Linked DNA regions of Homo sapiens: region 2 is linked to region 1. A link is a loop called in an ENCODE intact Hi-C map of the cell type or tissue named here. Cell type or tissue: IMR-90. All regions are shown on one strand. Links, peaks and the distances in the headings refer to the core of each region. The heading gives the core; the rest is flanking DNA.

The links. Peaks named below come from ENCODE experiments on the same cell type or tissue, not always from the same donor. Only the 100,000 strongest peaks of a DNase experiment are listed, where the experiment ranks them.
Region 2: it touches region 1 in a loop (2.1-fold over the local background); 4 of 110 quality-filtered maps call a loop at or near these places.

Annotation. Positions count from the first base shown.
Region 1 is chr12:32,524,511-32,541,194 of GRCh38, forward strand. The region is part of intron 1 of FGD4 (FYVE, RhoGEF and PH domain containing 4); the gene reads left to right. Among named protein-coding and RNA genes, the nearest start is that of FGD4, 130 kb to the left of the region's middle. In IMR-90, for the core only: no CTCF peak of the experiment used is centred there; DNase peaks (open chromatin) are centred at 9,561 and 10,951; H3K4me3 peaks cover 1,800 bases; H3K27ac peaks cover 2,125 bases.
Region 2 is chr12:32,374,377-32,391,060 of GRCh38, forward strand. BICD1 (BICD cargo adaptor 1) reads left to right here. Exons shown (of 10, transcript NM_001714.4): 10 at 3,164-9,257. The coding sequence ends at 3,251. Among named protein-coding and RNA genes, the nearest start is that of FGD4, 17 kb to the right of the region's middle. In IMR-90, for the core only: no CTCF peak of the experiment used is centred there; no DNase peak of the experiment used is centred there.

The DNA.
Region 1 (16,684 bases), core at 4,839-12,838:
GCTATAATTCAAATAAAAAAAAAAAACAGAAAAAAATATGTGGCAGGCTCACGCCTGCAATCCCAGCACTTTGGGGGGCCAAGATGGGAGGACCGCTTGAGCCTAGGAGTTTGAGATCATCCTTGACAACACAGGGAGACTCTGACTCTACAAAAAAATGAAAAATTATCTGGGCATGGTGACATGTGCCTGTAGTCTCAGCTACTTAAGAGGCTGAGGTGGGAGGATTGCTTGAGCATGGGAGGTCAAGGCTGCAGTGAGCTGTGATCACACCACTGCGATCCACCTGGGTGACAGAGTGAGACACTGTTTCAAAAAAAAAAAAAATGAGCACAGAGATTACAGAAGCTTTTTAAAAATGACTAATAAACATTTATAAACATAGAAATTGTTGATTAGGAAAATACAAAATTTAAACAATGAGGTGCTGTTGTTCAGTATGAAATATCTTATGCATATACTAAGTTGTGTGTTTATGTATATGTCTCTAAAGATTGTTTAAAGAACAAGAGCAAAACAGACTTCAAGAATTAGGATGTTACCAATACATTTGAAGCCCCTGTGTTCTTCTTTCTTTTTCTACTCCCTATGCCTCCCCACCAGAGGTATCTGCCATCCTGAAATTGTTGTCTAGTGTACCTTTGCTTTTCTCCCTCTCCAGAATGAGGGTTTTGTGACCCAACAATCAGATTAGAGTCCTGGCTTGGGCAGGTGCAAGGAGGGCAAAGAGAGAGATTATTTTCTGAGGTGTAAAGTGCCCCAGCCTCATAACAAGGCTGTGAGAGTTATGAACCAGAACTGTGGACAAAAATCATAACATCACACCACATATGGCTATGTGTCCATAACAACATTTTGGAATGTTTTAAAAGTATATACTATATGTAACTGGAATTGTACTTTATTCTGTGTACTTTATTCATTCCACATTGTTTGTGAGAATGGCCTATGTTGATGTGTAGCTGTAGTTCATTTGCTTTTGAGAGGTGACAGCGTGCTGGCAGTCCTCAGAGCCCTCGCTTGCTCTCAGCACCTCCCCTGCCTGGGCTCCCACTTTGGTGGCATTTGAGGATCCCTTCAGTCCCCCACTGCACTGTGGGAGCCCCTTTCTGGGCTGGCCAAGGCCGGAGCCCACTCCCTCAGCTTGCAGGGAGGTGTGGAGGGAGAGGCACGAGCGGGAACCGGGGCTGCGTGTGGCGCTTGTGGGCCAGCTGGAGTTCCAGGTGGGCGTGGGCTTGGTGGGCCCCGCACTCGGAGCAGCCAGCCAGCCCTGCTGGCCCCAGGCAATGGGGGACTTAGCACCCGGGCCAGTGGCTGCAGAGGGTGTACTGAGTCCCCCAGCACTGCTGGCCCACCGGTGCTGCGCTCGATTTCTCACCGGGCCTTAGCTGCCTTCCCACGGGGCAGGGCTCGGGACCTACAGCCCGCCATGCCTGAGCCTCCCACCCACTCCATGGGCTCCTGTGCGGCCCGAGCCTCCGACGAGCACCACCCCCTGCTCCACGGCGCCCAGTCCCATCGACCACGCAAGGGCTGAGGAATGCGAGCGCAGGGGGCAGGACTGGCAGGCAGCTCCACCTGCAGCCCCGGTGCGGGATCCACTAGGTGAAGCCAGCTGGGCTCCTGAGTCTGGTGGGGACATGGAGAGTCTTTATATCTAGCTCAGGGATTGTAAATACACCAATCAGCACCCTGTGTTTAGCTCAAGGTTTGTGAGCGCACCAGTCGACACTCTGTATCTAGCTGCTCTGGTGAGGACGTGGAGAACCTTTATGTCTAGCTCAAGGATTGTAAATACACCAATCGGCACTCTGTATCTAGCTCAAGGTTTGTAAACACACCAATCAGCACCCTGAGTTTAGCTCAAGGTTTGTGAATGCACCAATCGACACTCTGTATCTAGCTGCTCTAGTGGGGCCTTGGAGAACCTGGGTGTGGAAACTCTGTATCTAACTAATCTGATGGGGATGTGGAGAACCTTTGTATCTAGCTCAGGGATTGTAAACGCACCAATCAGCGCCCTGACGAAACAGGCCACTCGGTCCTACCAATCAGCAGGATGTGGGTGGGGCCAGATAAGAGAATAAAAGCAGGCTGCCCGAGCCAGCATTGGCAACCTGCTCAGGTCCCCTTCCACACTGTGGGAGCTTTGTTCTTTCGCTATTTGCGATAAATCTTGCTGCTGCTCACTCTTTGGGTCCATGCTGCTTTTATGAGCTGTAACACTCACCGCGAAGATCTGCAGCTTCACTCCTGAGCCCAGCAAGACCACGAGCCCACTGGGAGGAACGAACAACTCCAGATGCCCCGCCTTAAAAGCTGTAACACTCACCGCAAGGGTCCGTGGCTTCATTCTTGAAGTCAGTGAGACCAAGAACCCACCAATTCCGAACACATTTTAACTCAGATATAGTATTACGTCGCATGAATATACTTTAAATTTACTTATCCATATTCTCCCAGCTAACAGTAAAGATTTTAAAAATTAATAATCTAGTATAGATTAATGGTAAAGGGCAGAGAGGATATATATTGATATGTTTTGGAAGGTAAAGTTTTCGGTAAGTTACCAAAATTTGAAATTCATATACCATTGAGCTGTGAAGTCCATATCTGGTAGTCTATCCAAAAGAATACTTGTGCAGATATGGAGAAATTTACTAGGATGCTCTTTTAAAAAATAATAAAATTATGTTTGTTAATTAAGTGAATTATGATAGAGTTAAACTGTGGGATATTACGCAGTGTTTAATGTCAGGCTGATCTAAACATACACGTCGAAGGGTGTCTATCAGGGAGCCTAGCCTGTGGAATGCTGACAGAAGCAGTGAGTGAGGATGGTGAGCTCCCTTTGCAGTCCTGCCCTCACTTGACCAGGGGCACCACACACATCCAGAATCGGTTTCTTCCCAGAGCCTGGCCAGACTTTTTTTTTTTGAGACAGAGTCTCACTTTGTTGTCCAGGCTGGAGCGCAGTGGTGCGATCTCAGCTCACTGCAACCTCTGCCTCCTGGGTTCAAGTGATTCCCCTGTTTCAGCCTCCCGAGTAGCTGGGACTATAGGCACGTGCCACCATGCCCAGCTAATTTTTGTATTTTTAGTAGAGATGGGGTTTCACCATGTTGGCCAGGATGGTCTCGATCTCCTGACCCTGTGATCCACCCGCCTCGTCCTCCCAAAGTGCTGGGATTAACAGGTGTGAGCCACTGCGCCCAGCCTATCTTAGTATTTTAATGTAGTAAGTCAACCACGGTGAGAGGAAATGCTGAAAGAGAAAGTATTACCAACTGAAATCCTTATAGATAAGATCAGAGAGATTGTAAATTGGGGTTTAGGGATCAATTTCCTAATTTAGATTAGTATAATGTTTTTATTCTCTAGTATTATATATTTTTTGGTGGAAGAGAATCAAGGGAAGATGACATTACAGATAAAATTTCCTTTTTCTTTTTTCTTTTTCTTTTTCTTTTTTTGGTGACAGTCTTGCTCTGTCACCCACGCTGAAGTGCAGTGCTGTGATCTCAGGTCACTGCAGCCTCTGCCTCAGCCTCCCAAGTAGCTGGAATTTCAAGCACATCCCACCACACCTGGCTGATTTTTGTATTTTTAGTAGAGAGGGTTTCACCATGTTGTCCAGCCTGGTCTCAAACTCCTGGGCTCAAGCAATCCTCCCGCTTCAGCCTCCCAGAGTGCTGGGATTACAGGCGTGAGCCACCGCACTGGGCTAGTAAAGTTTCTTCTTAACAGTACCGAGTTGTCACTCAGCATGTGGGGCTGGGGGATTGGTTCCAGGACCATCACCCTCATATCGAAATCTGCTTACACAAGTCTGTTATATAAAATGGCATAGTGTTTGCATATAACCTACGCACATCCTCCCTTACACTTTTTTTTTTGAGACGGAGCCTCGCTCTGTCGCCCAGGCTGGAGTGCAGTGGCATAATCTCAGCTCACTGCAACCTCTGCCTCCCAGCTTCAAGCAATTCTCCTGACTCAAGCCTCCTGAGTAGCTGGGATTACAGGTGCGCACCACCACGCCTGGCTAACTTTTTGTATTTTTAGTAGAGATGAGGTTTCACCATGTTGACCATGCTGTTCTCGAACTCCTGACCTCAGGCGATCTGCCTGTCTCAGCCTCCCAAAGTGCTGAGATTACAAGTGTGTGCCATTGCACTGGCCCTTCTCTTATACTTTAAATCATCTTTAGATTGCTCATATTTAATACTGTGCAACATAAACACTATGTAGTTATATTTTTAAAATTTATATTTTTTGTTGTTGTCTTGTTTTTATTTGAAATTGTATTTGAATATTTTTGATCCACAGTTGCTTGCACCTGCAAATGCAGAAACTTTGGATTTGGAGGCCAGCTGTACTCTGTGTGTGTGTGACTATAAGTGAACATATAACTAAAGAGGTGATAGAAAACTTTTTTATTAATTATTTTTAATATAAATAGATGTTCAAGGATAATACATCTGCTTTGAAGATTTGTACAAAAATGGCTTGGTACAAAAATATTCAAGCAACAGGATTTACTTGGCATACGTTCAAGAATTTCTATGCCTCATTTTATTAAGCCTCGGAGACGTGCAAAATGGAAATTATGCATCATTTTTTTTTGAGACGCAGTCTCACTCTGTCCCCAGGCTGGAGTGCAGTGGCGCAATCTTGGCTCACTGCAACCTCCGCCTCCCAGATTCAAGCTATCCTCCTGCCTCAGCCTCCCAAGTAGCTGGTACTACAGGCGTGCACCACCACGCGCACCACCACGCCCAGTTAATTTTTGAATTTCTAGTAGATATGGGGTTTCACCATGTTGGCCACGATGGTCTCGATCTCTTAACCTTGTGATCCACCCGCCTCAGCCTCCCGAACTGCTGGGATTACAGGTGTGAGCCACCGCGCCTGGCCTACTTCCATTATGTTTTCCTACTCCATTTTCTATCTGATCTGTTAGTTAAATACTAACATTTACTAGGAATAATTTTCCTGTTACTTTTTTGCCAGTATATGCTTATTTGTACATAATTTATTAAAGCTGACATTGCCGGCCGGGCACGGTAGCTCACGCCTGTAATCCCAGCACTTTGGGAGGCTGAGGTGGGCGGATCATGAGGTCAGGAGCTCGAGACCAGCCTGACCAACATGGTGAAACCCCATCTCTACTAAAAATACAAAAATTAGCCAGACATGGTGGCCCATACCTGTAATCCCAGTTACTCAGGAGGCTGAGGCAGGAGAATCACTTGAACCTGGGAGGCGGAAGTTGCAGTGAGCCAAAATTGAGCCACTTCACTCCAGCATGGGTGACAGAGTGAGACTCTGTCTAAAAAAAAAAAAAAATTTAAAAAAAAAAAAGCTGACATTGCCAATAGTATGTTAGGTTAATTGGGAAGTCTTCAATTATATGACAGCTAATGTGCCAGTTAGGTTTAAATAAAAATGCTAAGGCAAACAACTTAGGCTTCCTTTTATTTTTAAACATTGTAGATTTATAGTTTTTATTCACTTCTTTATTTTTAAACATTGTAGATATATAGGTTTTAATCCAGGAAGTGCAGGTTGCCTATAAAATTCTTGATTTCAGATCATTTCCATGGAAAATGGTAAGCTGTTGAATATAATATAGGTAGGCTTTTATTTTAAAATTTAATATAATAAAAAACATTATTATGAAATATCATGTGGGCTGGGCATGGTGGCTCATGCCTGTAATCACAGCACTTTGGGAGGCTGAGGCAGGCAGATCACTCAATGTCAGAAGTTTGAGACCAGACTGGCCAACATGGTGAAACCCTGTCTCTACTAAAAAAACGAAAATTAGCCAGGCCTGGTGGCACGTGTCTATAATTCCAGCTACTAGAGAAGCTGAGCCATGAGAATTGCTTGAACCCAGGAGGCGGAGGTTGCAGTGAGCTGAGATCGCACCACTGCACTCCAACCTGGGTGACAGAGACTCCATCTCAAAAAAAGAAATATCACGTGAATGTTTGGCAGAAGTTGGTAAGTTTCTTATTCAGTGCAATGTGTATCAAAATAACATTGCTACAAGGAGGGAGAGGTGAAAGGGCTGGATGATAGCCACTAAGTCTTCAGAGCTGGAGGTATTTTATGAATAGCTGTGAGTTCAGTGGCATGGATTTTAGGTGTTTTTCAAGACTGATATCTATGACAACCTTAAAATCACTAAACATATTTATTTAATAGATCCCTTTTGATATGGTATCATAAACTTCAGCTTTTACAAATGGATAATGTATGGGGAATTAATTAGATCACTTTTAATAAATTTGCCAAGTTTTTTGTAAATCACAGAAAATGGATTAGTGATTATCTCTACTGTTGACAATGAGGAGCATAGTGGATATACCAAAAATTATTTAGGGTTGAGTTTACACTATCTATGACAATCAGTTTCCTAGCTTTGGTTTTTTTTTTTTTTTTTTTTTTTTTTTTTGAGACAGAGCCTTGCTCTGTCGCCAGGCTGGAGTGCAGTGGTGCGATCGCGGCTCACTGCAACCTCTGCCTTTTGGGTTCAAGCGATTCTCCTGCCTCAGTCTCCCAAGTAGCTGGGACTACAGGCGCGTGCCACCATGCCCAGCTAATTTTTGTATTTTTAGTAGAGACAGGGTTTCACCACGTTGGCCAGATGGTCTCGATCTCTTGACCTCATGATCCGCCCGCCTCGGCCTCCCAAAGTGCTGGGATTATAGCTGTGAGCCACTCCACCCGGCCCTCCTAGCCTCTTTTTTAATGAATAAATTGCTTTTATTTGCTTCTAAATTTTTTAAAATTAAAAGATAATTTACATACATTAAAATTCAACCTCTTTAGGGTACAATTCTGAGTTTTGACAAATGCACGCAGTCATATAACCACCACCACCACAATGAAGATACAGAACAGTCCCTTTAGTTCCAAAATTCTGTCATGCCGTTTTATGAAAAGTCAGTTCCCTTACCACCAGCCCTGGCAACCTTGGATCTGTTTACTATTCCTGTAAGTTTGTCTTTTCCAGAGTGTCTCATTTTATCACATATGTGTAGCCCTTTACGTTGGCTTCTTTCTAATGCACATGCAGGTATCTTTGTTCATCCCTTGTTATTGCTGTGTGGTATGCCATTGTGTGGATGTACCACAGTTTGTTTCCCATTCACTACTTGAAGAACAAGTGGGTATTTCTAGTTTTGGATGATTATGAATAAAGGCTCTGTAAACATTTTTTGTCAATGTAAATCCTCCTTTTACTTAGGTTAAGTACCTAAGAGTTAGGATTGCTGGCTCATAGGATAAGTGCATTCCCACCTGATGAGAAACTGCTATTGCTCCTATTGGGTAGCCTAGAATTTAGTGTTAAGTTTGTGGTAGATGCTGCAGATTATTACAGATTGTCCACTTGTGGGCAATTGAGAGTCAATCATAATTGTTATATTTTATTTTAGTTATCACTTTCTCCTGCAAACCATGTTTTGATTTTTGGCTTTCATCTATAAAGATTAAAAGTGAATACAGTAGTGTCCCTTTATCCACAGGGGATGTATTTCAAGACCCTAGTGGATGCCTGAAACTGCATATAGTACTGAACAGTATATATACTATGTTTTCTCCTTTACATCCATAGCTATGATAAAGTTTAATTTATAAATTAGTCACAGTAAGAGATTAACAGCAATAGCAATAAAATAGAACAATTATAACAATATACTGTAATAAAGATTATGTGAATGTGGTATCTCTCTCAAAATATTATATGTAATATTTTCAGACTGAAGTTGATCACAGGTAAAGGGTGACTGCTATACCATTATATCTTAATTTGTTGTACAACAGTGAATTTAATATCTTAATGGTTATCACTGTACTAGCATGAGTGATCAAGATTTTTGACCTCCTAAACTTAGTTTTCTCTTCTGCAAAATGGTGATAAATTAACACTACCTTACAGAGTGATATTCTTCTGTAAGATGGTGATAAATTATTACCCTGCAATAAGGACTTTATGAAATTCTACATGGAAAATGCTTAACATAGCAATGGGCAGAGAGCACATGTTAGCTTTTTTTTTTTTTAAAGTGTTTGTTTTAATACCAAACCTGAGATTACAATTTAAACATTGCTATCAAAGCTCAGGAAGTACAGACAGACGTTGGGGCATTTTTGTGACAGGGAAGTATTCTGGTTTTTACATTACTGAAATTTGCTAAGGCTAAGTGGTCTTGGAACCAAACCTAAACAGATTCTCTGCCACAGTGAAATTTTAACACATATGGGTGGAGTTTGCAAAGGAGTTAAAAACAATTCAGGTTTCTTCTCTTTGACTTTTTTCTCCATGTACTATTACCCTATTCTGTATCAGATTAATTGTAAAGCTTATTTATTTATGCCTTATATACACATTTCTGTTATTAAAAAAGTACCACTTTCATTAGAATGATTGACAACCTTTGTGTCCTGATGGGGAGCTTGTGTTGAAGTGGGAGAACAAACCCCTCACACCTCATCCTCAGCACTGTATTGGCTCCTGCCTGACATCCATCAGCTCCTAGCAGGTGTGCAATTTAGCAAGTCCTTTAATCCTCCCTAACCCAGCAATTCACTGCCCCAGTGGTTCTCAAAGTGTGATTCCTGGAGTGAAGGCCCAGGTCAGCAGTGTCACTGTCACCTGGGAGCTTGTTAGAAATGCAAATTATGTGGCCCCACCATGCACTGAATCTGACTTTGATAGGGCACTCAGTGATGTATGTCTTGATAACCCAGTAGGTGATTCAAGTGCACACTAGAGAGAGGGAACTACTGTGTCTGGACACAAAGAGGAGGGGGTTGGAGAGGTTATTTTCCCCAGTGAGGGAGAATGTCTGTAACCTGTTAACTCATTATGATTTTATAAATATTTTAATCTGACATTTTCTTTTGTTTGTTTGTTTGTTTTTGAGATGGAGTCTCACTCTGTCACCGAGGCTGGAGTGCAGCGGCGCAATCTCAGCTCACTGCAACCTCTGCCTCCTGGGTTCAAGCGATTCTCCTGCCTCAGCCTCCTGAGTAGCTGGGATTACAGGTGCATGCCACCACACCCGGCTAATTGTTGTATTTTTAGTAGAGATGGATTTCACCATGTTGGCCAGGCTGGTTTCGAACTCCTGACCTCAGGTGATCCACCCACCTCGGCGTGCCAAAGTGCTGAGATTACAGGCGTTAGCCGCCGCGCCTGGCTTTAATCTGACATTTTCTGATTTTTCAAGGCCATGAGAAATTACTAATGTACTTATAAAGACAGATAAAAATGAGTAATAAATATTTTACCAGTTAAACTATGTTTTGAAATAACATATACGACTTGTTTTCCTTAGGAAATTTGTATGTAGTATTTATTAATTCTGTATTATTTAGTCACTGAAATCAATGAGCTATGCTGGAAAGGAAAACATAAATGGGATATTTGAGGTCATTCAAAATGAGATTTTAACATCTTAAGCTTGTGAATCATGAATCTGTAACCAACATCTTTGGTCCAGGGCAGGAGCCCTGTTAAAATAGAAACAAACTGTTTTCCCATTAGCTTTTTTAGAGCATTACTAATAGTTAAGGCATTAGTCCATTTAGAAATCGCCCTATTCCCAGCTGTACTTTGAATGCTTTTAAAGGTTCCATGTGCCTCAGTTGTTTACTTTACTTTGATAAATAGAAGTCTCTCTGTGCTCATACACTCCCTCTCATGCAATGTACTGCAGCAGTCCGTCCTCTGGGGAGGTGTGGCATGTTTTGCATAAGGTCGTCCTTGGGCAGTAAGTTCGAAGAATGCACTGAAGTCATAGTGCATTGGTCTGAGCTCCTGGCAGATCCTGTGTAATCTTCAGCCTCCCTGAAGCTTTACAGCCAGGAGTGAGATTTTATCACATGAACTTTAAAAGAGTAAAGCCAAATATCTTTTTATTAAACCAGAGTAGATTAATTATCAGTATATGTGAAATCATGTCCACTGATCAAGGTAAGTGGTTTCATTTTCTAGTAGATATATTTTTTTCTTCCCCAGCGTGGGTCACTTTATAACACTGCATGCCGAGGGATGTAAAAGTGGCAGAGTTTGGTTTTCTTTTAAAGTTAATAAAGCTCACATTGGTTTTCAAGTTCAAGATTAAAATATGTGCTATTGATGGGTTTTGGCTCTCCAGGAGGCTTCTTCTGGGCTAACCAGATACAAATGAGTTTGATAGTTAAGTTTCTCTGGCTTATTTTTATTATCATAAGTAAAGTTTGGAAATTTGGTCATTGAGGGGAGAAATATAGAGAAAGAAAGGAACAGTTTTCTCTTTTTCCTCCCATTTCTGGTGTGAACAAATGTTAAGAAATATTTACCACTAATCATTTTTCTAGTGCTACTGCACGGAGCATTGTTCTGTTAAAACAAACAAAAATTCCCACCATCCCAGTCTTGTTTTGGTGAAGTTCAGGGGAGTAAGTATTATTTGTTTTTCTGTAAAAGACAACATTGTAGAGATAGGCATGAGTTTGTTTTTTAAAAATTGTTAGTGGTAGTAGTATTAAGCCACTGTGGTCTCTTTGAGTGTTGTAGAGAGCATATTAATGAGAAATTGAGTCTTTGAAATAGAAATGTAATTCAACTGTGTGATAGAAATGTAATCATGTGACGGGAAATGTCTGCTAAAAATATTTTTAATCACTGAAATGGGTTCATTTTGTTTATTTTCCCATTCGTTTTTGACTGGATATAAGCCTCACTGAAAAATGTCCACACTGCTGAACAAGATAAACTACAACTTAGAACCGGCAGCCTTCACAGTTACCAGTATTCTTTCTGATGGTGGTGTGGCTCTTTCCTTCCTTAAGTGTCAGGGGCATACGCTGAGTGTGGAAGCCCAAGGTTGGGGTTGGTGACAGCACTGCCTCAGGAGAGCTGAGGCGCCACTCCTGCAGCTGCACAGCTGGCTCCGTTCCCAGGTTCTAGTAGCTGCGGGAGGGTTAAGCAGCCCAGTCCATGCCTGCCCCTGCTCCCTCCATCACTCAGGCAGAAGCCTGAATTCTTTTGCAGGCGTTCCACCACTCTTGCATAAAGTTTGGAGGTCTTGTGATCTCTCCAAAATTTACCATCATACTCTAAATATGAAATTAAAAAAAAAAAAAGAAATGCAGCAAAAGGGAAGTGTTTTCTCACCCCAAGCAGTGAAGTTTTAGGTTCTCTTTTTCCTGAAATAGCTTCTGTCCATTCTCATTTATCTTCAAACAGTTAGAGATGATTGGAGAGACAGTATTCCCTCCTGGAAGGCAGCTCTTAATTAGAGAGGAAAATATTTCTAGAACAGGAAGATGAAGCTTGAGAGGTGAATGTTGATAAACATAGAGAACTTGTTGGCTCTTGTTTTCTGCTTTAATGGACAGCACCCTTTAGAGAGTGGCCACTACAACAATATGGACTTTATAAGTTCCTTTTTAGGTTTTTAAACTGAGAAGACAGTAATATAGCACTTCCTGCCTACACTACTGGATAATTTTGTTAAATCATCTAAGAAAAATTGTAAATATGCATATTTAGTGCACATGTTATTTTATAACAGTTTTTTTTTTTTAATGACCTGAAAAAACTTCTCTTTCTAAAGCTTACGCTTTCAGGCAAACTCCTTTCACATGAAAGAAATGAAATATGATAGAGTATGATGAATGACTCAATAGGAAATATTATGCAGTTCTTTGGAAGAATGATAACTTGGTGTTCCTTTAATAAACATCCAAATGTACATGTAACCTAAACTGCAAACTAGGATTAAGATTTAAATTTAATCAGTTCTTCTTAGATACTAGAATAGACTTGAGGAGGTCAAGAGTAGATAGGAGACTCCTGGAATAATCCAGGGAAAAGTTGAAGTCATTTATTTCAAAAATAAAAAGGTATTTTCTTAGATGTTTTGTGGACCATCCCTGCCCACTTCCTGAGCCACCTTCTGATAACCTTTACTGTAGGCACCTGTTTTCTTTATAAAATAACAAGCTAATTTTTATTGGCTAAAGTACATTTGTAAATGTCTTCACCCTGGTTTGTGTGTGTTCTCTGATTTATCTCCCACCACAGCACCTGCTAAGCTCTGGCTAGAACAGATCCTTCCATTTTTATTCCCTGGCGAATTGACACAAGTTAGTTGGTTATACGTTGAAGCAGGCAGAAGGAAAACACTTAGGAGAAGAAAAATAGTGTTAATCGTAGAATTTGGTCATTCTACATGGTGGTTATTATAATAAAACTTGGCCTGGGGAAAATGAGTCTTTCACCCTCTTAGAGAATAAGTACACACAAATACATTTTTAAAACATTTAAACAAACAAACAAAAAAGACTGTGTCACTGTGGTCTTGTCTTTTCCATGCCATTATAAAGCAGTTATTTCTTTTTTTTCTCTCTCTCTTTTCTTTTTTTTTTTTGAGACAGAGTCTCGCTCTGTCACCCAGGCTGGAGTGCAGTGGCGCTAAGCTCCACCTCCGGGGTTCACACCATTCTCCTGCCTCAGCCTCCCGAGTAGCTGGGACTACAGGCACCCGCCACCATGCCCGGCTAATTTTTTGCATTTTTAGTAGAGACAGGGTTTCACCGTGTTAGCCAGGATGGTCTCAATCTCCTGATCTCATTATCCGCCCACCTCGGCCTCCCAAAGTGCTGGGATTACAGGCGTGAGCCACCACGCCTGGCCATAAAGCAGTTATTATTTCTTATGCTTAGTCCCAAAAACCTAGTCTTCCTTGAGTCATTTTTCTCTTATGTACAATCTGGCAACAAATCTTGCTTCAAGATATATCAAACTGACTATGTCTTATTGCCTCTACTGTTACTTGCCCTGCTTTAGGTTACACACAGCTTTCCCCTGGATTGCTTCTACTAGCCTCCTATCTACCCTTGACCTCCTGGAGTCCATTGTCTACCTAACAGCCTGTGTGCACCTCTAAAAACGGAGGGCAGATAATTGCCACTTCTCTGCTCGCAGTCCTTCAGTGAATTCCCATCTCTTTCAAAGGAAATCCCCTGTTCTTTCAATGATGTGCAAGGCCCTACCTTCTCTAGCCCCTATCCCTATCCCTACCCCTTAACTTTCTGACCTCAGCATCAAATATGCTCCCTAGTCTATCCATGTTGTCTTCCTTATTTCTCTTTGAACATATCAACTGTGCTTCTACCTTAGGATTTTTGTAGTTTTACACTTTGCTTGGAATGCTAATCCTCAAAATATGTTATGCCTTATTCCCTTCATGTCTACTCAGCTAGCAGAGTATTAGTGAGACCTCCTTGTCCTCCCTGTATATAGGATATAATAATAGCCTCTCACCTAATAGCACGCCTGTTCCTTCACCCAGCTTTACTTTCGTTATAGCAGTTTTTTTGTTTGTTTGTTTTGTTTTGTTTTGAGACAGAGTCTTTCTGTCATCCAGGCTGGAGTGCAGTGGCGCAGTCTTGGCTCACTGCAACCTCTGCCTCTCAGGCTGAAACGATCCTCCCACCTCAGCCTCCACAGTAGCCAGGACTTACAGGCACACACCACCATGCCTGGCTACTTTTTATATTTTTAGTAGAGACATGGGTTTTGTCATGTTGCCCAGGCAGGTCTCGAACTCCTGAGCTCAAGCAATTCACCTGCCTTGGTTTCCCAAAATGCTGGGATTACAGGTGTGAGCCACTGTGCCTGGCCCATCATAGCACTTTTACCATTTAGCATGTTATACAGGTTATTTTTTTGTTGTGGTGTTCACTGCTATGTTCCTAGGGTCTAGAAAGGTAACTAATAGATACTGGGTGCTTTGTTAATATTTGTTGATTGAATACATTTCTAATATTCAGTGCCTTTTTCTGTTGGGAAATGTAAAATGAGCAGGAATATAAGAAGTTTAATAAATTATAAATATTTGTAGTGTTCTCCATTTCTTCCCTTCAGTTCTCTTTTAAGAATAAATATCCTTGCTTGCTAACCTCTGGTGTCCCTTGTTGAGCAGCATGTCAATAATGAGTTCCTGCTATTGGAAGCCTCACAGGCCAAGTTGATATAAAGAAGTATGAAGAAAGTATGGAGGGGTTAGTGGGTTAGTGAGATTGGAATCTGTGGCTGAGCCCGTACATGATTTTGGATGATTAATTAATGGGCTGTGTCGTAAGACAGAAAAGAGATGAGGGAGAAGCTTTGGGGTGTGAAACCAAGAAATCTGGAGCGATACTGTCTGTGTGGAGAAAATTGTGGCCAAGATTTTTTGCTATTAAAGATGTACTTAGGCCAGGCGCAGTGGCTCACACCTGTAATCCCAGCACTTTGGGAGGCCAAGGAGGGAAGATCATGAGGTCAGAAGATCCGAGACCATCCTGGCTAACACCGTGAAACTCCGTCTCTAGTAAAGATACAAAAAATCAGCTGGGCGTGGTGGCACGCACCTGTAGTCCCATCTACTCAGTAGGTTGAGGCAGGAGAATTGCTTGAACCCAGGAGGTGGAGGTTGCAGTGAGCTGAGATCGTGCTATTGCACTTCAGCCTAGGTGACAGAGGGAGACTCTGTCTCAATAAATAAAAAGATAAAAATAAATAAGAAAAAGAGGTCCTTAATATTTTATATTAATGATATACTTGCCCCACTTTTTGTTTTTTCTCTTCCTACATTTAAGTCATTTCACTCTTTGAAGCACTCTTGTAGGAGGGTGATAGGAAAAGTAAAACGATTGAATAAAAAATAATCTAGAAATATTTCCTTAGTAGTTCCTGTAAGGCTTGATGTGGAATAGAAAACCAATACACGGGCCAGGTGCGGTGGCTCACATCCGTAATCCCAGCACATTGGGAGGCTGAGGTGGGTGGATCATCTGAGGTTGGGAGTTCAAGACCAGCCTGACCAACATGGAGAAACCGCATCTCTACTAAAAATATCAAATTAGCTGGGCGTAGTGGCACATGCCTATAATCCCAGCTACTTGGGAGGCTGAGGCAGGACAATCGCTTGAACCTGAGAGGCGGAGGTTGCAGTGAGCTGAGATCGCGCCATTGCACTCCAGCCTGGGCAACAAGAGCGAAACTCTGTCTCAGGGGGGAAAAAAAAAAAAGCCAGTACATGAATTAAAGTGTAAGAATTATTTGTGTTTACACTTCATGTAATTTATTTCCAAATTTATCTAGATAATTGGAAATTGACCTGCATTTTAAAATCTGTAGCCAACAGTTAATGTTAAAAAAAAAAGTTCCCTTCCCCAAATGCAGTTAAAATCTATGAACTGCTGTTTGCTATTTGATAATATACTTGATCTGAATAGTAATTATACATTATTAGATTACATGACTTCTTAGAAATATGGAATCAATTTTGACTATAGCAAAAAGAAATTATACAAAGCTTGAAAATAATTTTGTTATTTTATAAATGTGTAAGCCCCTTAATGTCTATCAGTAGTTACTGATTTATTAGAAATATCATGTTTTTCTCTAATATTGCCCAGTAAATTTTTTTTAAATTTATTTCCATCAGAGTTACTAATTTAGAGTGTAAAATAGCAAAATAAGAAATATCAAGGAAAAAAGGTATTTCTGGTAACTTTTTATCTAAAATTGACCATTTTGATACAGAATGGTAACAAGTCATGCTTAGGGTTAGGAAATGTAACTGTATTCACTATACTCAATCCTAAAAATTGTGTAATACCTCTATGTTCAAGGAGGTTTAAGTTCGCCTCCCTCATAGACCTCTAAATGCAGTGACTATGAGAAATGTCATAGGAGAGGTACAAAATATGTTTGGAGAATAGAAAAGGAGGAACAACTGTTTCATTGATTCAAGGAAATTTCCTCAAAAAAGGTAACATTGGAGCTAGATATTGATAAATTTGTTTAAACAAAGACTTTCTGTTTTTTAAGCTAAAAGAACCAACGTATGCAAAAGCAGAGAGAAACATATGAAAAGAGAACTGTGTTTTCCAGGAATGGAGAAGATGAGAATGTGGCTAGAGTGTTAGGGGTGCATAGTTCTGAGTAGATGGATATTAGGCCCTTCAGGAGATTGACGCCTTTTTTTTTCTTTCTTTCTTTTCTTTTTTTTTTTTTTGTGAGACAGAGTTTCACTCTTGTCGCTCAAGCTGGAGTGTGATGGTGTGATCTCAGCTCACCGCAACCTCCACCTCCCAGGTTCAAGCAATTCTCCTGCCTCAGCCTCCCGAGTAGCTGGGATTACAGGCATGTGCCACCACCCCCAGCTAATTTTGTATTTTTAGTAGAGATGGGATTTCTCCATGTCGGTCAGGCTGGTCTCGAACTCCTGACTTCAGGTGATTCGCCCGCCTCTGCCTCCCAAAGCGCTGGGATTACAGGCAAGATTGATGTCTTAATGTGAAGGGTCCTTTATGCAAGCTAGAGGTTTTGAGGTTCCCCCTCCCCATCGAGCCTTGCAGTTCCATTAAAGGATTTTAAGCAAGGGAGTAATAAAATTCGTTATATCATTGAATGAATAAAATAGTCAGACTTTTTATTTGTAGGAGAAAAATTGTATTAGATGTAGCCAAATATGGCTTAAGTAATGCAGTTTTAAAATTCAGAATTGGAAAATTGGTTTATCTTTGATTAACTGGTTCATTTTTTTTCTTCCTAACTTCTTTCTTCTGTCAGCCAAAAAAAAATAGGAAATAATGGATAAGCTAGAAGCAGTATTTGCTTTTTAAGTTT
Region 2 (16,684 bases), core at 5,904-13,903, 150 kb before region 1:
AGTTTTTTTTACTATATGTGCTGTGGAAGTCAGCAGTCTAAGTCATGCATATTTGCAGAAAAACTGTTAGGTCGATGGGAAAGTCTGGCCTATAACCTGCTGTTTACCAGGCCGTCAAACTCTGTTTGGAGGGTCAAGTGTGAATCTTGCCATACATTATTTTCTGTTTTAAATATTTTCTTTTCTTTCTTCTTTTTTTTTTTTTTTTGAGACGGAGTTTTGCTCTTGTTACCCAGGCTGGAGTGCAATGGCGTGATCTCAGCTCACCGCAACGTCTGCCTCCCGGGTTCAAGCGATTCTCCTGCCTCAGCCTCCTGAGTAGCTGGGATTACAGGCATGTGCCACCACGCCCGGCTAATTTTTTTTTTTTTTTTTTTTTTTTGTATTTTTAGTAGAGACAGGGTTTCTCCATGTTGGTCAGGATGGTCTTGAACTCCCAACCACAGGTGATCCGCCTGCCTCGGCCTCCCAAAGTGCTGGGATTGCAGGCGTGAGCCACTATGCTTGGCCTAAGATTTTCTTCATTTATTTTCCTTTTTTTTTTTTTTTTTTTTTTTTTTGAGACGGAGTCTCGCTCTGTCGTCCAGGCTGGAGTGCAATGGCGCGATCTCGGCTCACTGCAAGCTCCGCCTCCCGGGTTCACGCCATTCTCCTACCTCAGCCTCCGGAGTAGCTGGGACTACAGGCGCCCGCCACCACGCCCAGCTAATTTTTTTTTTTAATTATTTTTAGTAGAGACGGGGTTTCACCATGTTGGCCAGGATGGTCTCTATCTCCTGAGCTCATGATCCGCCCGCCTTGGCCTCCTGAAGTGCTGGGATTACAGGCGTGCGCCACCGCGCCCAGGCTTATTTTCCAATTTATAAATGAGGCCGGGCACGGTGGCTCGTGTGTGTAATCTCAGCACTTTGAGAGGCCGAGGTGGGCAGATCACTTGAAGTCAGGAGTTCGAGACCAGCCTGGCCAAAATGGTGAAAGTCCGTCTCTACTAAAAATACAAAAAATTAGCCGGACGCGGTGGTGGGCCCTTGTAATCCCAGCTACTCGGGAGGCTGAAGCAGGAGAATTGCTTGAACCCAGGAGGCAGAGGTTGCAGTGAGCCGAGATCGTGCCACTGCACTCCTGCCTGGGCGACAGTGAGATTCCATATCAAAAAAATTTACAAATGAAACTATGCGCTATTTTCTTAGGCTTTTTGTTGAAGGTCCAGTTCTCCCATGTTTACATACCACATTTTAAAAATAGGTAGGAAAAACAATTTTTATCACTGCTTGTCTTAACCAGTACAGAACAGCAAAGCTTCTTTTAAACTATATTTACAGCACTTCAAAGAGTTTGGGAAGAAAGAATAACCTCAAGCCAGTCAGATATTTTCCATAATTATGATTTTGTATTAAAATGCAAGAGATATAGGTAGAGGATAATTTCAGTACCAAAGATAAAAATTATTTAATACTAATTTTAATGACTCCATTACATTTTAAACTCCATTAAATTTAAAGCTAATTTTAATTAGCTTTAAAAAGCTATGCTTAAATTAATAGTAATAATGAGCCTTGAATTGTTCTCTCAAACATCACTTCTGGTAGAAATGAATTATATAGTACTGACTTTCATAGTTTAAGGGAATATAACAGAGTTTTAGAAAAATACTCTTTTCTAATTAAAAAAACAAATCTCCATGTTGTGATTCCCCCATTGCTAGTCACATTTTTTTTTTTTTTTTGAGACGGAGTCTCGCCCTGTTGCCAAACTGGAGTACAGTGGCGCCATCTTGGCTCGCTGCAACCTCTGCCTCCCATGTTCAAGTGATTCTCCTGCCTCAGCCTCCCGAATAGCTGGGACTACAGGCACACGCCACCATACCCAGCTAATTTTTTTTTTGTATTTTTAGTAGAGACAGGGTTTCACCATGTTGGCCAGGATGGTCTCAATCTCTTGACCTCATAATCCTCCTGCCTTGGCCTCCCAAAGTGCTGGGATTACAGGTGTGAGCCACCGCGCCCGGCCGCTAGTCAAATTTTAAAAGGCCCAAACCCAAATGTGTTTTGTCATTTTACCCTAGGAAACTCAATGATTTTGCTTCTTTATTCTTCAAGATTATTCATCCAGACCCTGATAGGCCTGAGCACAGGTTCATTTAAACTAGAGGCTATCACAGGCGTCGTTTGGAAAGTTACATTATACACTTAACAAATGGGAAATGTTAGGCTGGGCTCGGTGGCTCACGCCTGTAATCCCAACACTTGGGGAGGCCGAGGCAGGTGGATCACCAGAGGTCAGGAGTTCGAGACCAGCCTGGCCAACATAGCAAAACCCCATCACTACTGAAAATACAAAAATTGGCAGGGCATGGTAGTGCATGCATGTAATCCCAGCTGCTCGGGAGGCTGAGGCAGGAGAATCGCTTGAACTCGGGAGGCGGAGGCTGCAGTGAGCTGAGATGGAGCCACTGCACACCAGCCTGGGCAAAACAACGAGACTCCATCTAAAAAAAAAAGGGGGGGGGGGGTGAAATATAAAACTCTTCCTTATACCTCCAAGCCCAAGCAGGTAGGGGGAATTCTTAGAGCAAATTAGACTTCCACAGGCAAATTCTTTATCCTAGTGAATCTGGATCTACCAGATAACTATAGAATCCTCTAAACTCCAAAGCCTTGGTCAACCTGTCAGTACCATCAGCATCACTGGGAGCTCATTAAAAATGTAGAATCTCAGATCTCACCCCACACCTAATGAATCCGAATCTGCCCTTTATACTGAGCTCCCCAGGTAATTTGCATGCATATTAAAGTTTGAAAAGAACTGATCTCATGAAATCTTACAGCTAACACAGAGACCTAGGAGAACAAGACCGTGCAAAAATTGAGAAGAACTTCTGTAAAATGCTGGGGGCAAGAAAATAGGGAAAACAAGAAAAGAGAAGAGTGACTTTGAGGGAAGAGTGCATATATCATTTCCTTAATACATTTCATTTTTCTTTTTTATGCCTTGTTTTGAAAAGCTACCATTATCTTGGCATGCTTTAGATGGAAACCATTTACTGTGCAGATTTCTGTTCTTGTTCTCAAAATCTATGCAAAAATATCTCGTCTAACCCCTACCATTGTGCCTGGCCCTTTGAAATGTGTTTCTTGCTGACGTGCTTGTTTCTCCTTTCCAGTCCTGACACAGCTCTCCCTGAGGAGCAGCCACATTCCAGCTCCCAGTGCGCCCCTCTCCACTGTCTCTCCAAGCCTCCTCACCCCTAGTCTTCATCTCCTGTGGACGAACATCTGGGGTGGAAGTTTTGTAGCCACACACAGGATACTGCCCAAGATCCAGCGGGTGTTTTCTTCTCGGTTGTTAGATGTACAATTGGATTAATGTCCATCGTTTTGGAAGACGAGAGAAAGTTGAGAAGAACACGAAGCACAGACCCTGATGTGATAAAACATTTTGTGGTTTCTCTGAGTCACAGATAAACTTCTGCCATCAAATGGCTACAGTTCATTTAAATTTAAAAAAAAGAAAAAAGAAACAGAAAACGTGTCTCAGATGGCTGGCTTTACCTCGATAGCATAAGAGAGACCTAAGACATGTAAAATACGTATATTGCAGTATCATCTTTCCTCACACTCCAAATTCAGCTAGGGAAGTTGATTCCAATATGTTTGTCATTGATATTTATTTTGTACTTTATTTGCTACATGATTTATGTCTATACAAATAATTTCTCTGAGGTGAATTTAATTCATTTATTTTCAAATAAGCATAATTTGCTCAATTAAGTATGAGTTTGAATTTAGTTTGAAATCTGGAATTGGCCAGACTGTGGTCATTTTTCTTGCACAAAATGATAAATGAGGTGCATCAGAATGTTAACAATAACTGTATTTTGCTGCTACGCTGGTATTGTTTAGGCACTTACTTTCTAATCAGTAGCTCATTAACTGCTGGGTTTTGTTTTTGTATTTTTAACTAGAGTTCTTCACTGGACATTACTAAGTAAATCTAAGAAAGAGACTAAGTTATGATTTATTGACTTATTCAAGTTTTGATGGCATCTTTACTTTTATTTTTTCATTGCAGTTGAGTAGATGTACTGGTGCTGCTCCTTTGTATGTGTGTATGTGTGTGATAACGTTAAAGAAGGCTCAATAACTTGAAGGGAAAAAAATGGTGTGTTTATTTAATGACCAGAATTTTTTTTACTTCTCCCAAAATCAGGGTCCTACTGAGTCTTTCCTGATAAAAGGTATCAAGTACAAATGGGAAAATATATACATATATAGATGTAAGATAGCCTTTAATTAATTAATTTACCCAGAGAGTGTTCAAAGTTTGATTAAAATTGTATGTTTTGTTGTTGTTAGTTTTTTTCATAACGAATCTTCCTTGCCAAAAAAACAATAGATAATAAACCTTAGCTCATTGTCTACTTTTGACAAACACTCAGGTGCCTACAAACATTCTATTATCTTGAGATAATACATGTTCCTGGTTAATTTACAGATTCTGCTGGGTAACTTTTATGACTTGATTTAAGGCAGTGGATTTTCATAGCAAAATTTATTTTGCACATAATCTGACAAACAAGGAAAACAGCTAACTGAGCTGAAAGGTCTAACACTCTCGGGCTCCTTAACCATCAAGTGCTGCCCACACAATTGCTCCTAGCCCTGATTCCTTGTCTTTGTCAGGTAGCCTTAACTTATTTAAAACCATAAGGGTTTGACCTTTTCATATAAAGACATCTGTAACTTCTCTTCAAAACAAAAATGACCCTCACTGTTAACACAAAGGACAGTTACCAGTGTAGGGCACTGAGAAAGGAGATCCAGGAGCCACTCAGCTTATTGAGCGGACATGGGTGGCACAGAAATGGAGTGGTCCATCAGAGACCAAATGGTAAGTCGTAAAGCACATTGCAGGAGCTTTCGTTAGTCATACGCCTATTAAGTAGTGGTCGCTATTACCAAAGCAACCAGGACGTTTTGTGTTCTTTATATGAGTGCTATTTTCCACAGTGTCATTTATTATGCAACGTGGAGTAAAGAGTTGAAATCTTCACCAAAATAAGGGTTCAGGTTAAAGTACAGAAACAGAAACAAAACGATTCGACATGAAGTTCCCAACCATAGCAGCCTAACCTTCTGCTCTTTTCTACCTGCATGGCCTTGCTGTTCCTAAACATTGTCTTCATTTCACTGGCGTTGTATCTGCCTAGTACCAGTATTAGTGAGACTGTGGATTTTATCAGAGTTCAATGAAAGAAAGCTTACCCCTGCCCTCACTTTGTGTTTTTTATTTTTCCCCCTTTCTCAAGCACCACGTATTTGGACCTGAGAAGTGGCATAGCTGCTAAGTTGACTTTTAATAAAAAACTGTTTGTGCCTGAGGGAAATATATGCCTTTTTAAAAAGTACCTCAGAACATGTTCGTAGATCGTCTCATCGGTTTTGTTTGGTGGGACTGGGAGTTCAGCAGGAAGTATTGTCTGTGTGTGATGACGGGGCAGTATTGCCAGTCGGCAATGTTGTATTTGCATTCTTTATCCCTAACTCTGAATCTAGGACTCCATGAAAAGCCGGGTCACCCACAAAACATTTCTTCCAATACAAAGTGTATTATTACGTCTATTATAAACTAGTTTCATTTCAGTTATTTATCTTCATAGAGTGGGAAAGTCTTTTTCTGAAATACTAATTCTATGAAAATAATAATTTTAGTGAATCTTTGCCAAGAAGTTATAGAAACTTGGAAATAAATTTCTCATTTTCAGCACAAAATTAAGTGATAGTCCCTAAGCAGTAAGAGAGAATACCATGTATTTACACTGTGGCATCATTTAGTATAGTTTACACTGAGCCATATTTATTTATAGGCATTTAAAGTGAATCAGTATGTGTAGTGTTGATAAAAATCAGTATCTGTAAAGATAACATCAGGAATTCAAAAGGAAATTGAAAAGGGGCAGAACTAGTGAGAACCAAAAAGAATGAACTCCAGTAAGACTAATTGAAGACATACTTGGAGAGGAAAAATAAACAGCAGAAATGCACTAAAAAATACTGGCTAATTATTGCAAACAGAGTGAGCAAAGATTAATGCTAACTAGTAAAAGTAGTTAGCAAAGTAAACAGGTAGTTTTTTAAAAGTAAGCACAATTACAATATTGAATAGTATGGAGAAATGCTTTTCTCCTGAGGATTTTCCTTAATCAAAAAATAAGAAGAAGCAATAAATTGTCTTTGGCCTGAGTGCTGAGTGGCATAAATAAAGGAGCTTGGCTTAATCTTTCTGGTCCACACATAATCCATTAGATCCCATTCATATATCCAACTCTGGATTCTAATAAAATAATTTGGAGAACTTTGAGAAAAAGGAAAACTGTTAAATAAGAAAAGACCTATTTAGAAATTATACTTTAGTCTAACGAAGAGGAGGTACAATAGTAGTCTTCAAGAAAAGAATATTTAACAAATGATAGATATCAGCTATAGATATTGTTACTAAGTCTAGAATAAAAAAGGCTTCAGTGTGAAGGATGTATAGTAACTCTAGGAAAGAGATTTTTAACACTGGGAAATTAACGTGGAAATTGATAATCATAAAGAATATTTGTTTTGTAAAAATTGAATATCATTGGTGGTCTAGTAAGTATTAAGTGGCAAGATAGGAGAATGCATTTCAGTTCTGGGAGCTCATAATCCTGTGATTCTTTTATTTTAAGTTTTAAAATACATTAAAATTTTACTGGTTAATCATAAAATATTTTATATTTGAAAATAGGATGGCAATCTTTATTTTTCCAAGATATTTGTTGGAAAAAAATGATCGTTGGTATTATTTTTTCTTTCAGCTATATTCCATGGTATCTTTAAAATTGTTCAGAATATAGGACTTTTACTAAAAAAATTCAATTGTCAGAGTCTAAAAAAACAATGTCCTCAGGAATACTTCAGAAATAGAAGGTATGCAATCCCTTAGTGGGGGGCAAACACATTTCAGATTTCGTCTTTATTTAAAAGGATCTTCAGTCTACAACATTTGCTTTTTTCGTGCTTTGGAAAATATCCTTGTGCAGATAAGTTCTTCTGTTTGAAACAAGCATGAAACATTGGTCCAATAACCTAAGAATGTGGAGATTTCTTGATATTCTGTATTAATTAAAGTTCTCTACATGTCTCAAATGGAGATCACAAAACATGAAAAGGAAGAAATGAAATATCTTTTCTTCTGGGATGAGTGTCAATTTTAATGTATAATTGTCATAATCAATCAGCCAAAAGTTACAATCTGTCCCTCAGAGACATTGGGGGAAGCTGATGGATTTCCAGTAAGGAACTGTGGTGGGTTCAAACTCAGGCTGCCACAAATACATTGATATGGTAGGTAGGAAGTAGGACTAAATTTGAAAGAAACTTATGGGATAAAGTTCACAATTTTAAAAAGGTTGCCCTCCAGTTTTTTTGTTTGTTTATAAACTAGAGTGATTTTTAAGTAACCCTTATATTTAAGGCTGCAAAAAATGTACAAGAGTATGTTTTCAAGTAAAGGGAACATAATTCTTCAAAAAGCTGTTGAACTGGAGTTATGATAGGTTATGACAGAGAGCATGATCAGTGCTGATACTGACAAGTACTTTTTTACCTTAAAATCAACTTCTATGGAACTACAAGATCAATCTAGCTCCCGAGTGACATTTTCCATTGTCTGTAATAATGCCCTCGGATGAGTTGTGTCTAAAATTAAGTTCATCTTTATTTATATGCGAACTTAACTGCCATAGTCCCTAATGTATTGCGTTTGTAACCTGATCGTATTATGTTTACAGCTGAAAGATTTCATCTAGACATGTCTTTCGTCCTTATTATTCAAAGTGTAATTGAAAGAGATATTTAGTATTAAGACATGTTCCCCAATTGAGAATTTTCCAGAATATTCTACTTAAGAAGAAGAAGAGCAATTAACTGCCTTTAGTGTAAGGGCGAGAGTGCATAGAAATATGCAATGTAAAATGTTTGCATGAATTATTTCACATCATGTAAGCTTTCCCATATTCATAAGATGAACACTATAGAAGTCTCATTTCTCTGTGATCTTCTGTCCATTAGGAAAGTAAGGAGATTGTTATCTATATCTAGTCTCCTTTCCATATTGAACTGCATGGCTCTAATCCTCAGTGTATTTTTATCCCTTCTCGAGTTATTTAAAATTTGCCCTATTTAAGCTGAAGCCTGGATAAACTGCTGAGCCAGATTATTCCTGTGATTGGAGTTTAATTGCTGTAGAACACTTGTTGAGAACACATTTTTTACTTTTTTTCTTTCAGAATTATTCCTCAATCATTGTTCTCTAATGAAAACACCGAGAAGTAAATCTGGTGCTTCTTAGTGTAAATATGTTTTTCTTTTTAAAAAGTCATTTTAAAACAAAGATGAGAGAACTATAAAGTAAGGGGAAATATCATTTTATTTAAAAATAATTATTCAATGATAGATAATGGAGATACAGAATGACTCATTGGGTTCATAGGTATGATTTGTGCAGCCAGTCTTAGAGGAAATACATCATTTTAACATTATTCCCACAAAATGTTAAAGCTCAATGGTTTGACTATGAGAGTCAAACAATTACTATTTGAAAATCTCTTATGACATTTTTATAATCTACTCTGTTTTTATTTGCATGATTATGCTTATGTGATGAACCATCCATGATTCTGATATTGTATTTCTTTCCAGTATTAACATGTGTATTGTGTGGCCAACTCTGATTTGTACACCGTATTATTGTTGTAATGATTCAACTGTTCCTACATTTAATTGCAGTTTAATTATTATGCCTTTTGGGGTTAAATGATGTGAAGTGTTTCCACCTACTGATAAATACCATATGAAAACACGACTAAAAGACTGATTTAAGAAACTTGTTATTTTTAAAAATATGAATTTCAAAAGAAATGTTCTCAAAGACACATGCATTTATTTTAAATTCAAAAAATTCTTATGAATTTATTATTGCTTGTACTTTAACTTTTTTTATTGTAGACAATCCTAAGTGAATAATGTCTCATGGGAGAACACATGATATGTGCTTGTATTTGTGTAATCTGATCATGCACTCAATGGTTGGAAAAGGCACTCCAGTGCTAAGAAAATAACCAGAAGCCAATATATCGATTCTTATATCTCGGTTTATGTTACCAACTGAATATGGTGTAATGCATAACTTTTTCCAGTAAATAAACTGGTTATTTTTTGTTCATTTCATTAATGCTGCCTTTTTATCAATTTGAGCAGTTTTTCTGTATGTCATTTTGATGTATACTTACAAAAAGGAAAAGACTATATGAATTCAGATGTGATCTATATGTTTATTCAAAGTAAGAACTTATTTGAACTAAAAACTAAATGCTTTGCTTTAACAACAATTCTATACATTCCTGGTAAGTAATGTGTATCAACTCTGCTCATTTCCTCCAGTTATCACCTCTTCTACTTGTAATCTTTTCTAGAAAGCTATTTTGGCAGGAGGATATACTTGGCTGAATTTGATTAGAAATGTACCAACATGAAGAAAATGCTTGCCCTAAAACAGGAAACATTATTTTGATGAAAGAAGAATGAAGTTTCTATGCATTATTTTGGGAGACAATTCCTCTTTGTTCTTTTTGGAACAGCAGAGTTCCAAAACTTTGAGGGAGGTTAATTTTCTAGCTCCTCCTACAAATACATATTGTAGTAAATCAGCTGCTTTGGGAACCATCCACTTTGATTCGATTTTATTTAAAGGGTGGAGGAGGGGGAGAGGCAGATAGAACATGGTGTTCTAGTGAGTTAAAACGTCTAATGCAATCCTCATTATAGCTAATCAAATTCGTGCAACACGGGCAGCCAACATCCTGGCAAAAGCTGTCTGCTCACCTGTTGCATAAATACAACACTAGAAATAATAATGTAAACTTTTCTACAAATTTCTCCTTTTTCTCTTCCAAAAGCTTTTGTTTTTCTTGGAGGTTGGATCTATAAGTCTATTTGATACTTGACTTTCTCTTACATGATAAAGCTGATAGTCTGCCACATTCAAAAGTGAAAACAGCTGGACGCATCAAGAAAGTCTCTTCTCATCTATACATTTTGCAGGCAACTTGGACAGCCTATATTGCAACCCACAAGGGATGAGAAAGAGAGCAGAATCGATGGGAACTTGTGGAAGGGATTTCCGTCTTCTTCTTCTTCTTCTTCTTCTTCTTCTTCTTCTTCTTCTTCTTCTTCTTTTCTTCTTCTTTCTTCTTCTCCTTCTCCTTCTCTTCTCCTCTTCTTCCTCTTCCTCTTCTTCCTTCTTCCTTCTTTCTTCTTCTTCTTCTTTTTTAAAGAGGGAGTCTTGCTCTGTCTCCCAGGCTGGAGTGCAGTGGCATGATCTTGGCTCACTGCAACCTCCGACTTCCTGGTTCAAGCTATTTTCGTGCCTCAGCCTCCTGAGTAGCTGGGATTACAGGCACGTACCACCATGCCCAGCTAATTTTTGTATTTTTAGTAGAGACGGGGTTTCACCATGTTGGACAGGATGGTCTTCATCTCCTGACCTCATGATCCACCCGCCTCGGCCTCCCAAAGTGCTGGGATTACAGGCGTGAGCCACCGCACCCAGCCGGATTTTTTTTTTCTTTTGAAACATGGCCTCACTCTGCCACCCAGGCAGGAGTGCAGTGGGATGATCTTGGCTCACTGCAGCCTCGACCCCCTGGGCTCAAATGATTCTGCCACCTCGGCCTCCCAAGTAGTTGGGATCACAGGCATATACCACCATGCCTGGCTAATTGTTTAATTTTTTTGTACAGATGAGGTCCCACTATGTTGCCTAGGCTGGTCTTGAGCTCCTAGACTCAAGTAATTCTCTCATCTCAGACACTGAAAGTGTTGTGATTACAGACATGAGCCACCTCGCCCAGCCAGGAAAGGATTTTCTTGGTTTTTGGTCGTACACATGCTGACTAGCACATTGTAGGAACTCAGTCAATTTTGAATTAGAGTAGTTGTTCCTGAGAAGTGAGTTTCTTGGCTTCTTGACATCTAGCTTTCTCATAAGACATCCAGAATTGAGTTTACAGAACCTAATGTCACCTACTTATATAATTACAGCAGGCACTAAATATCAACTAATTGGGGGAAATGGCCTTTAAATTAAGTGAATGCTTATTCCTGTCATTCTGTCTTAGTGAATCTAAAAACTAGATCTCTTAACACTGTAATAGGAGGCTAAGTATGTATGATGAAATAATCTAAGAATTCTTTTTTTTGTGTGTGTGACAAGATCTTGCTCTGTTGCCCAGGCTGGAATGCACTGGCAAGATCACAGTTCACTGCAGCCCTGACCTCATAGGCTCAACTGATCCTCCCACTGCAGCCTCCCAAGTAGCTAGGACCACAGGTGCACACCATCATGCCCAGCTAATTTTTTATTTTTTGTAAAGATGAGGTCTCCCTATGTTGCCCAGTCTGGTCTGAAAGCCCTAGACTCAAGCAATCCTCCTGCCACAGACTCCCAAAGTGCTGGGATTACACAGGCATGAGCCACCATGCCCAGTTGAGTTTCTTAATTTATGAATCAAGTACACTTAAATGCTTTAGAAGACCCTCAGAATAATTAATCCACAAAATAACTGTCAAGGAAGATAAATCTCTGGGAAAAATATTTCAAGTGTCAAAAGTAAACAATTTATAATATAATTTGAATGTAGGAAGCAACATAAAGATAAATAAATCATAAATATAGTGGCTTCTTGTTAAATAGTAAAGAAATGTTACAGAATACCTTGTTGCCTTCTTTTCTTTTTTCCTTTTTTTTTTTTGAGATGGAGTCTCGCTCTGTCGCCCAGCCTGGAGTGCAGTGGCGCGATCTCGGCTCACTGCAAGCTCTGCCTCGTGGATTCATGCCATTCTCCTGCCTCAGCCTCCTGAGTAGCTGGGACTACAGGCACCTGCCACCACGCCCAGCTAATTTTTTTGTATTTTTAGTAGAGATGGGGTTTCACCATGTTAACCAGCATGGTCTCAATCTCCTGACCTCGTGATCCACCCGACTTGGCCTCTCAAAGTGCTGGGATTACAGACGTGAGCTACTGCGCCTGGCCCCCCCTTTTTTTTTTTAAAGATTAATTTATTTATTTAGTTTTTAGTTTTCAGTTTCACTCGTTGCTCAGGCTGGAGTACAATGGGGCGATCTCAGCTCACTGCAACCTCCACCTCCCAGGTTCAAGCGATTCTCCTACCTCAGCCTCTGGAGTAGCTGGGACTACAGGCGCCTGCCACCACGCCCAGCTAATTTTTGTATTTTTAGTAGAGATGGGGTTTCACCATGTTGGCCAGCCTGGTCCCAAACTCCTGATGTCAGGTGATCCACCTGCCTTGGCCTCCCAAAGTGCTTGGAATACAGGTGTAAGCCACCGCCCCCGGCCCCTCATTTTCCTTATTATCTATATCAGTAGGGGATAAAAGAAAGATAATTCAGTAAGTTAGCTTCTGTTACTACTAAAGTCAGGTGAAAGACTATAAATAGTAGGATAGATGTATGTTTCATATCCCAAGATGGGCTTTATCTAATTTGCTAGTCCCAGTGCAAAATGAAAATGCGGGGCTCCTTGATCAAAAAATAAGAAGAATTTCAAGACAGTGATAGCAATGCATTAGGCCAAACATGAGGTCCTTCTAAGCACAGGGCTTTGTTTGACTGCAGGGATCCACAGGCCATGAAGCCAGCCATGCCCCAGAATATGCTGAAATAATGATTCAGGATCTCAACACTGAATGTAGCTATTCAGAAACTGGGCTTTGGTGACCAGGCGCTGTGGCTCACGCCTGTAATCCCACCACTTTGGGAGGCTGAAGCAGGTGGATCACGAGGTCAGGAGTTTGAGACCAGCCTGACCAACATGGTGAAACCCCGTCTCTACTAAAAATACAAAAATTAGCCAGACTTGGTGGTGTGCACCTGTAATCCCAGCTACTCAGGAGGTTGAGGCAAGAGAATGGCTTGAAACCAGGAAGCAGAAGTTGCAGAGAGCTGAGATTGTGCCACTGTGCTCCAGCCTGGGTGACAGAGTGAGACACTGTCTCCAAAAAAAAAAAAAAAAGTTATAAAAAAAAAGAAACTGGGCTTTGTTTTTAACAAAATATACTTCTAAGTTTCTGTGCTTGGAAGGAAAAATACTAATGTGTTTACGTCCTGGGGAAAAATATTTAATGCTAATATATCAATGAGTTCTAAAGTTGAATCTTGCAATACTTCCTTATTCCAATGTAGCCATAACATGTCAACTCAAAATTTCTAAACAACTCTGATATGTGTATCAGGTCATACTAAGATTATAAAAATCTTTAAATCTTTAAAAAAGCAACAGTAGACATTTTAATTAGTGTATATTAAAGTAAAACTAATTTAAGAACCCTACTGATACTTTTATAGTTTGATGTCCTTTGAAGTTGTAAAATATTAATAATGTCAGTCAAATGTCACAGGAAGATTTGCCTAACTGAAAAGAGCTATTAGTCCAAGATTAATCAGTGATTCATATCAACCTTTATTCCAAATAAATAAAAAAAGAAATTATTTACCTAATTGAAATCCATTTATTTTGAATATACGGGTGCTCATGTGTAGTAAACCACCCTATATGTAAAAAAAGGATAATATAAAAATATATAGTAAGTGTTTCTTGTTTTGGATAAAGTAACAGTGGAAACCAATAGAAATGGTTATCTGTAAAAGAGCAGAGGGTATGATAAAAGGGTGGAAGCCAGACTCTTTCAGTGCACGAATGCCTTTCTTACATATTGTTTTCAGCCATGTAAATAAATGATTTATCCAAAGGAAAAAAATTAAGATAACGTGGGCTCTCAAAAATTTCACAATGAAGCCATAAATAAAAGCACAAAATCGGCCGAGTGCGGTGGCTCACGCCTGTAATCCCAGCACGTTGGGAGGCCGAGGCGGGCAGATGACGAGGTCAGGAGATCGAGACCATCCTGGCTAATGCGGTGAAACCCCTTCTCTACTAAAAATAAATACAAAAAAATTAGCCGGGCATGGTGGTGGGTGCCTGTAGCCCCAGCTACTCCGGAGGCTGAGGCAGGAGAATGGCGTGAACCCGAGAGCTGGAGCTTGCAGTTAGCCGAGATCGTGCCACGGCACTCCAGCCTGGGCGACAGAGCGAGACTCCATCTCAAAACAAACAAACAAAAAGTGCACAAAATCTAGATGAGTATTTGTTCCATAGCAGACTATGTCAGCAGAACTATTTTTAAAAACACAAAATTTTATTCAAATTCTAACCCTGGCACGCACTTACTAGCTCTGTCACTTTAGAAAGGTTCTTACCCTCTCCAAGCTTAAGTGGTCTTGTTTTTCAAACAAGGATTAAAAATTGCCTACTTGGGCTGGGCACAGTGGCTCATGCCTGTAATCCCAGCACTTTGGGACGCCACGGCGGCTGGATCACCCGACATCGGGGGAAAAAAAGCCGGCTGGGTGGATCACTTGAGGTCAGGAGTTTGAGACCAGCCTGGCCAACATGGTGAAACCCCGGCTCTAAATCAGCCAGGTGTGGTGGCCGTGGTTGTAATCCCCAGCTATTTGGGAGACTGAGAGAGGGAGAATTGCTTGAACCTGGGAGGTGGAGGTTGCAGTGAGCCAAGATAGTGCCACTGCACTCCAGTCTGGGCAACAGAGCAAAACCTAGCAAAACAAACAAACAAACAAACAAAAACAGCCTACTTGGCAAGGTTATTGCAAAGATTAAATGAAATAACATATATAACAACTTTCAACCAGTGTTTAGTCTTTAGTAGCTATTATTATTATTAAGAGTTTCGCTCTTGTTGCCCAGGCTGCAGTGTAATGGGCGATCTCGGCTCACAGCAACCTCCACCTCTCGTGTTCAAGCAATTCTCCTGCCTCAGCCTCCCAAGTAGCTGGGATTACAGGCATGCACCACTACACCTAGCCAATTTTTTGTATTTTTAGTAGAGACGGGGTTTTACCATGTTAGCCAGGCTGGTCCCTTAACTCCTGACCTCAAGTGATCCACCCACCTCGGCCTCCCAAAGTGTTGGGATTACAGGTGTGAGCCACCGGTGCCCAGCCGATACTACTGTTTTTTGTGTCTCTTTCCATCCATGGTACATATATGATAGTAACTTCCAAAAGGTATGAACCTTCGTTTTCTTCCCTAATGCATCTTAAACGCCTAGAGTAGAATCTGGCACAAAATAAGTTCTCAATAGTTGGTGAATTGCCAGGCGCGGTGGCTCACGCCTGTAATCCTAGCACTTTGGGAGACCGCGGCGGGCAGATCATGAGGCCAGGCGATTGAGACCATCCTGGCTAACACGGTGAAACCCCGTCTCTACTAAAAGTACAAAAAATTAGCCGTGCATGGTGGCCGGCGCCTGTAGTCCCCGCTACTCGGGAGGCTGAGGCAGAATGGCGTGAACCCGGGAGGCGGAGCTTGCAGTGAGCCGAGATCGTGCCACTGCACTCCCGCCTGGGTGACAGAGACTCTCCATCTCAAAAAAAAAAACTTGCTGAATTAAGGAATGTATAAGTGAATGAATGAATTTCACACATGTCAATATATAGGACTCCAATTATCTAGGTACTGTTATTAAAAATAATATTAGTGGCTGGGTGCAGTGGCTCACAACTGTAATCCCAGCACTTTGGGAGCCTGAGGTGGGCAGATCACCTGAGGTCCTGAAAAAAAAAGCAGCTGGGCGTGGTGGCGTGCACCCCTAATCCCAGCTACTCGGGGAGGCTGAAACAAGTGAATCCCTTGAACCGGGGGGGCGGGGGGTTGCAGTGAGCCGGGATCGCACCACTGCACTCCAGCCTTGGCAACAGACGGAGACTCTGTCTCAAATAAACGAACAGAAAAGAGTTGCATGATAATTATATAACTATCATAGTATTGTATCCGGAATTGTTGGGTTCTTGGTCTTGAGGCCCTGGACCCTCACAGTGAATATTACAGTTCTTACACACTGTGTGTCCGGAGTCTTTTCTTTCCTATGTTCAGATGTGTCTGGAGTTTATTCTTTCTGGTGGGTTTGTAGCCCCCCTGGCTCCCGGAGTGAAGCTACAGACCTTCCCAGTGAATGTTACAGCTTAAACACAGCAGCAGACCCAAAGACTGAACAGCAGTAAGATTTATTGCGAAGAGCAAAAGAACAAAACCTCTACTACCTAAAAGTGGACCGAGCCGATTGCTGCTACTAGCGGTGGCCTGCTTTTATTCCTTTATTTGGCCCCACCCACATCCTGTTGATTGGTCCATTTTACAGAGAGCTGATTGGTCCGCTTTACAGAGCGCTGATTGGTCCGTTTTGACAGAGTGCTGATTGGTGCGTTTACAAACCTTTAGGCAGACACAGAGTGCTGATTGGTGCATTTACAATCCTTTAGCTAGACAGAAAAGTTCTCAAGTCCCCACCCCACCCAGAAGCCCAGCCAGCTTCACCTCTCAATGGCACTCACCGCTGCGGGACTTTGCGGCACGTAGCCCGGGCACTCTGGCAGCCCAGAGGGAACTCGTCCCCCCGATCAAACCCAGCAGGCGCCAGCCGGTCGCGCCGAGTGCGGGGCTTGCCGAGCCCGCGCTCACCTGGAACTCGCGCCGACCCGCGAGCGCCGCGCGCACCCC